Linked DNA regions of Homo sapiens: region 1 is linked to region 2. Evidence: read pairs that join two places in POLR2A ChIA-PET (ENCODE). Cell type or tissue: Panc1. All regions are shown on one strand. Each heading gives the region's core, and the rest is flanking DNA. Links, peaks and the distances in the headings are about the cores only. Region 1 overlaps TM4SF19 (transmembrane 4 L six family member 19). Region 2 overlaps WDR53 (WD repeat domain 53).

Region 1 (2,916 bases), core at 223-2,722, 230 kb after region 2:
GAGCTGAGATCGCGCCACTGCACTCCAGCCTGAGCGACAGAGTGAGACTCTGTCTCAAGAAAAAAAAAAATTATTTATCCTGGACCGGGTCTGTTTCTGAGCTCCAGCCTGGGAGACAGAGCAAGACTCCATCTCAAAAAAAAAAAGAAAAAGAAAAGAAAAGCTACAGTCTTGAAAAATGGAAAACACCCGACTAAACAAGTTTCTAAAACAATTCTGAGTTCCTAAGTCGTAAAACTGTTTTTAAAAGGATATGTTGAAGATGAAATATAGGATAGTAGTTCCTAGGAAGGAATCCAGAAAGAAGGCAGGATTGGAGAGGGCACACCTGAGTGTCAGTGATGTGATGGGTAATGACGTATGTTTGATATTGGTTGTGTTTACATGGGTGTTAATTATCTCACACAAGTTACAAATATATTTTACACATTATGTTTAATTCTTTTTTAATGCAATTTTTTTTTTTTGAGACGGAGTCTCGATCTGTGGTCCAGGCTGGAGTGCAGTGGTGCGATCTTGGCTCACTGCAACCTCTGCCTCCCAGGTTCAAGTGATTCTTCTGCCTCAGCCTCCTGAGTAGCTGGGATTACAGGCGCACACCACCATTCCCAGCTAAGTTTTGTATTTTTAGTAGAGATGAGGTTTCGCCAGGTTGGCCAGGCTGTCTTGAACTCCTGACCTCAAGTGATCCACCCGCCTCGGCCTCCCACAGTGCTGGGATTATAGGCGTGAACTACTGCACCTGGCCTTTAATGCAAATTTTAAAAATATAATTTCAACTTTTATTTTAGATCCGGGGATACATATACAGGCTTGTTCCGTGTCTATTGTGTGATGTTGAGGTTAGGGTATGAGTGATTCCCGTCACTCAGGTAGTGAGCGCGGTACCTACAGATAGTTTTTCAGCCCTGGCCCTCCCCCAATGTTTAATTCTTCATGCTGTGAAATATTTCATTATTTATGTGTGATGTAAAGTAATCCCCCCTTAACTGAAGCTTTGCTTTCCAAAGTTTTAGCTATCTGTGGTCAACTGCAGTTCAAAAAACTTACATAAAATATTTTCAATGAGAAAGACCACATTCACATAACTTTCATTACAGTATGTTGTTATAACTGTTCTATTTTATTATTATTGTTGCGAACTTCTTACTATGCCTGATTTATAAATTAAACTTTATTACAGATATGTATGTATAGGAAAAAGCATAGTACAGACAGTCCTCTACTTATAGTGGTTTGACTTCTAAGTTTCCAACTTTACGACAGGTTTCTAGGGACCTAACTCCATCATCAGTGAACTCCTTACCCTTTATGATGGGATTACGGTTTCTACTGAATACTCATTGCTTTTGCACCATCACAAAGTCAAAAGTAAATTGGGACTGGGCGTGGTGGCTTACGCCTGTAATCCCAACATTTTGGGAGGTGGAGGTGAGAGGATCACTTGAGGCCAGGAGTTTGAGATCAGCTTGGGCAACATAGTGAGACCCTGTCTCTATAGAACTAAAACATTAGCCAGGTATGGTGGCGCATGCCTGCGGTCTCAGCTATCCGAGAGACTGAGGTGGGAGGATCACTTGAGCCCAGATCAGGGCTGCAGTGAACAATGATTGTGCTACTGCACTCCAGCCTGGGTGACAGAGCAAGACCCTGTCTCAAAAAAAAAAAAAAAAAAAAAATTGTAAGTTGAACCATTGTGAGTCAGGGACAGTCTACTGTGTTGCCAGCATTAAATGCCTTTTGAACTTAGGATATTTTGACTTACAACGGGTTTATAGGAGTTCGACCCCATCATAAGTGGAGAAGCATCTGAATATACAGAGTTTGGTATGATCTGTGGTTTCAGGTATCCGCTGGAGCTCTTGGAACATATCCCCTGCAGATATGGGGGACTATTGTGTGTGTGTGTGTGTGTACGTACACACATATATACGCACATTATACATTATATGTATATGATATATATGTGTGTGTGCATATATATAGAGCCTCTGATCCATATCTTTTATATATATATATATTTTTTTTCTTCCCTTCCCCTTCCCCTTCCTCTTTCCTTCCTTCCTTTCCTTTCTTCCTTCCTCCCTCCCTCCCTCCCTCTCTCCCTCCTCTCTCTCTCTCTCTTTTGCTCTGTCACCCAGGCTGGAGTGCAGTGGCGTGATCTGGGCTCACTGCCACCTCTGCCTCTCGGGCTCAAGCGATTCTCCTGCCTCAAGCTCCTGAGTAGCTTGGATTACAGGCGCACACCACCACGCAGTTAATTTTTTTTTTTTGAGACCGAATCTCACTCTCTTGCCCAGGCTGGAGTGCACTGGCGTGATCTCAGCCCCCCAGGTTCACGCCATTCTACTGCCTCAGCCTCCCGAGTAGCTGGGACCACAGGCACCCGCCACCATGCCCAGCTAATTTTTTTGTATTTTTAGTAGAGACGGGGTTTCACCATGTTGGCCAGGTTGGTCGGAAACTCCTGACCTCGTGATCCACCCACCTCAGCCTCCCAAAGTGCTGGGGTTACAGGCGTGAGCCACCGTGCCTGGCCTCTATACACATATTTTCTGATTAGGTGCAAAGCAGTGTGTTATAGGCGTGTCAAGAGCCTCAAGTGGCCAAGTGCAGTGGCTCACGCCTGTCATCCTAGCACTTTAGGTGTCTGAAGTGGGAGGGCCCTTGAGCCAAGGAGTTTGAGACCAGCCTGGGCCACATAAGGAGACCTCACCTCTATTACATTTTTTTTTCTTCTGAGACGGAGTTTCACTCTTGTTGTCCAGGCTGGAGTGCAGTGGCGTAATCTCGGCTCACTGCAACCTCCACCTCCCGGGTTCAAGTGATTCTCCTGCCTCAGCCTTCCGAGTAGCTGGGATTACAGGCATGCGCCACCACGCCCGGCTAGTTTTGTATTTTTAGTAGAGATGGGGT
Region 2 (2,916 bases), core at 174-2,673:
TCCGCCCTCCTCAGCCTCCCAAAGTGCTAGGATTGCAGGCGTGAGCCACCACGCCCAGCCTCCCCTGGCCCCTGCCTTTTTTTTTTTTTTAACATTCCCAGTAACAGTTATTTATTTTTCTGACTAGATAAATGATCAGTAAATATTATCTATGTGATTTAGAGAGTAGGAGTTTAGTGTGTAGAGTTTAATAAGATGAAAGTGTTCTTGGGGTCTTGTGAGACTAATAGAACAAGAGTTACTACTGGTTCCACTGTGGAAAAATTTATAGGAACTGTAGTCTTTATAATAATCCCTTTAAGGACAAAATTCGTTTATTGCCTGTCTTCTCACACTTCGGAGCAAAACTTAACTGAATGAACCTTGAAGATTGAGTTAATCTTTTCTAGAAAAGAATTAAATTAGGAAGAAAACCTGCTAAAACTTTTGTCTGTCAGTCAGCATTTATTTGGCTCTCCTGTGGGTAGATTTGTAATGGAGAAACAGGAGCACTAGAAACCTTGCCTCATTCTTGTTTCAGAGAAAACCTAAAATCCCAGCTGGGATCCAAAACCTGTATGCACACAAATATCAGCAAATCTTAATGCTCTAGAGTACAGACTTCCTGACTTCAAAGTTGATTCATCATAGCAAAATTAAAACTATAACTTGGCAAAAAAGTGATCGACATTCTAAAGATTTGAAAGCATTGGCTGGGTGCAGTGGCTCATGCCTGTGATGCCAGCACTTTGAGAGGCTGAGACGGGAGGATCACTTGAGCCCAGGAGTTCAAGAACAGCCTGGGGAATGTGGGGAAACCTCATCTCTACAAAAAAAATACAAAAAATTAGGTGGGTTTGGTGGTGAGAGCCTGTAGTTCCAGCTACTCAGGAGGCTAAGGCGGGAGGATCACTTGAGCCTGGGGAGGTCAAGGCCTGCATGACAGAGCAAGACCCTGTCTCAAAAAAAAAAAAAAAAGAAAAAAGAAAAAAAATTGAAATCGTTAAACAAAATTATTTGTAACTTAAATTGACTTTTCAATACTCAATTCAAATTTGTAGGATAGCATCTTTATCATGAGGTAAGTCAGTATTACAGTTCCTAAGCCTAAATACTATCAGTGCCTTTCGTTTAAAATCTAGGTTTATCTGGAACTTTTGGCAACAGTCTTCGTTACGGCATATTTACCTGCTGCTGTTTCAGTACTTGTCAGCAAAAATCAAACCACCAGGGCTCCCTGTTTTTACCTCCCTCTGAGTCATTTCCTCTCCAATTCTCTCCTTTAAATATTATTGCTTCAGTCTCCAGTTAGTTTCCTCTGTATATTAGTTGAGTGCTTCTGCTTGAAAACAAAAGTTTAATTTTGTTTTTTATTTTGTTATTTTTATGAACATTTCTGTATTTGATTTTGTGATCACGTTTCCGTTACCTTGATTACTAATAGATCAGTGATTTTTTTGCAGTCTAATTAGTGATCGTATGTGTGACTAAAAGTAGGGGGAGGCTGGGTGCGGTGACGCACGCCTATAATCCCAGCACTTTGGGAGGCTGAAGTGGGTGGATCATGTAAGGTCAGAAGTTCAAGACCAGCCTGGCCAACATGGTGAAACCCTGTCTCTACTAAAAATGGAAAAGTTAGCCTGGCGTGGTGGCAGGCGTCTATAATCTCAGCTACTTGGGAGGCTGAGGCAGGAGAATCGCTTAAACATAGGAGGCAGAGGTTGCAGAGAGCTGAGATTGTGCCATTGCACTCCAACCTGGGCGACAGAGCAAGACTCCGTCTCAAAAAAAAAAAAAAGCTTTGTGTTGGGAATGGAAACTTTGGGCAGATTGCCAGATTATTTTAAATGATTTTATCTCTGTACCACTGGGCTAAATTCAAGTATCTTATCTGAAAATAGCACAACAGCTCTGGGGGCTGGCACTCGGGTAAGCTCTCCTTTCGCTTATGAAATGAAAAATTAAATTTGTCCAGGTAGATTTATTTGCTTCCTTTTGTCTTGACCAAGATTAGAGTTGTATAAATTGCCCTGATTTCCTTTTTGCCTTGACCAGCAGGCGGGCACGGCAGGCCGGTATTATGTGGCATTTCCAGTGTGTGTATATCTGGGATTCCTAGAGGATGAGAAATCTAAATTTTACACTGTTGTGTAAGTGCAGGTAGATGATAATATGATTAAACATATGTGAGTACATTTTCAAGCACTGATGACTTACTAGTAACTTTTGGTCATTTTCTGTTTCTTCAAAGAATAATAACAAAACTGTTGTCAGGTGGAGTTGTTAGAAAAGGACCTTCATTATTTAAATATTTGGAGCCTGGGCAACATAGGGAGACCCCGACTTTGCAAAAAAAAATTTAATAAAATAAAAATTAGCCAGGCATGGTGGTGCACATAAGTGGTCTGAGCTACTCAGGAGACTGAGGTGGGAGGATTGCTTAGGCCTGGGAGGTCAAGGCTGCAGTGAGCCACGATTGTGCCACTGCACTGCAGCCTGGGTGACAGAGCAAAACCCTGTCTCAAAACAAAAACAAAACATTTGGGATCTGTTACAAATCCTAAGAGTCAAGTGACCTTGGGAAAATTATTTAACATTTCTGAGACTCGGTTTTATTATCCCTAAAATGGAATAATACCAATCAAAAGGGTTGTTTTGAGATAAAATTAGATAACCTACTGAATAAGTGTCTGGTGGGGAGACCAAGGGCCTGCCATTTTCACCATTTCCCCAGGTGGTCATTAGTTTAATACAGATTCTGCAATTCCACTGTACATCAGGATCACCTGGAGGACTTACTAAAACACATTGCAGCCGGGCGTGGTGGCTCACGCTTATAATCCCAGCACTTTGGGAGGCCAAGGTGGGTGGATCACCTGAGGTCAGGAGTTTGAGACCAGCCTGGCCAACATGGTGAAACCCCGTCTCTACTAAAAA

The links. ChIA-PET counts read pairs that join two places held together with the same protein. Peaks named below come from ENCODE experiments on the same cell type or tissue, not always from the same donor. Only the 100,000 strongest peaks of a DNase experiment are listed, where the experiment ranks them.
Region 1: POLR2A ChIA-PET joins it to region 2 with 14 read pairs; 2 of 35 experiments call an interaction of 5 or more read pairs at or near these places.

Annotation. Positions count from the first base shown.
Region 1 is chr3:196,331,612-196,334,527 of GRCh38, reverse strand. The region is part of intron 1 of TM4SF19 (transmembrane 4 L six family member 19); the gene reads left to right. All of the region lies in intron 1 of TM4SF19-DYNLT2B (TM4SF19-DYNLT2B readthrough (NMD candidate)), which reads left to right. Among named protein-coding and RNA genes, the nearest start is that of TM4SF19, 5.3 kb to the left of the region's middle. In Panc1, for the core only: no CTCF peak of the experiment used is centred there; no DNase peak of the experiment used is centred there.
Region 2 is chr3:196,562,437-196,565,352 of GRCh38, reverse strand. All of the region lies in intron 2 of WDR53 (WD repeat domain 53), which reads left to right. Among named protein-coding and RNA genes, the nearest start is that of WDR53, 4.7 kb to the left of the region's middle. RefSeq lists an enhancer at 1,028-2,227. In Panc1, for the core only: no CTCF peak of the experiment used is centred there; DNase peaks (open chromatin) are centred at 572 and 1,262; H3K27ac peaks cover 707 bases.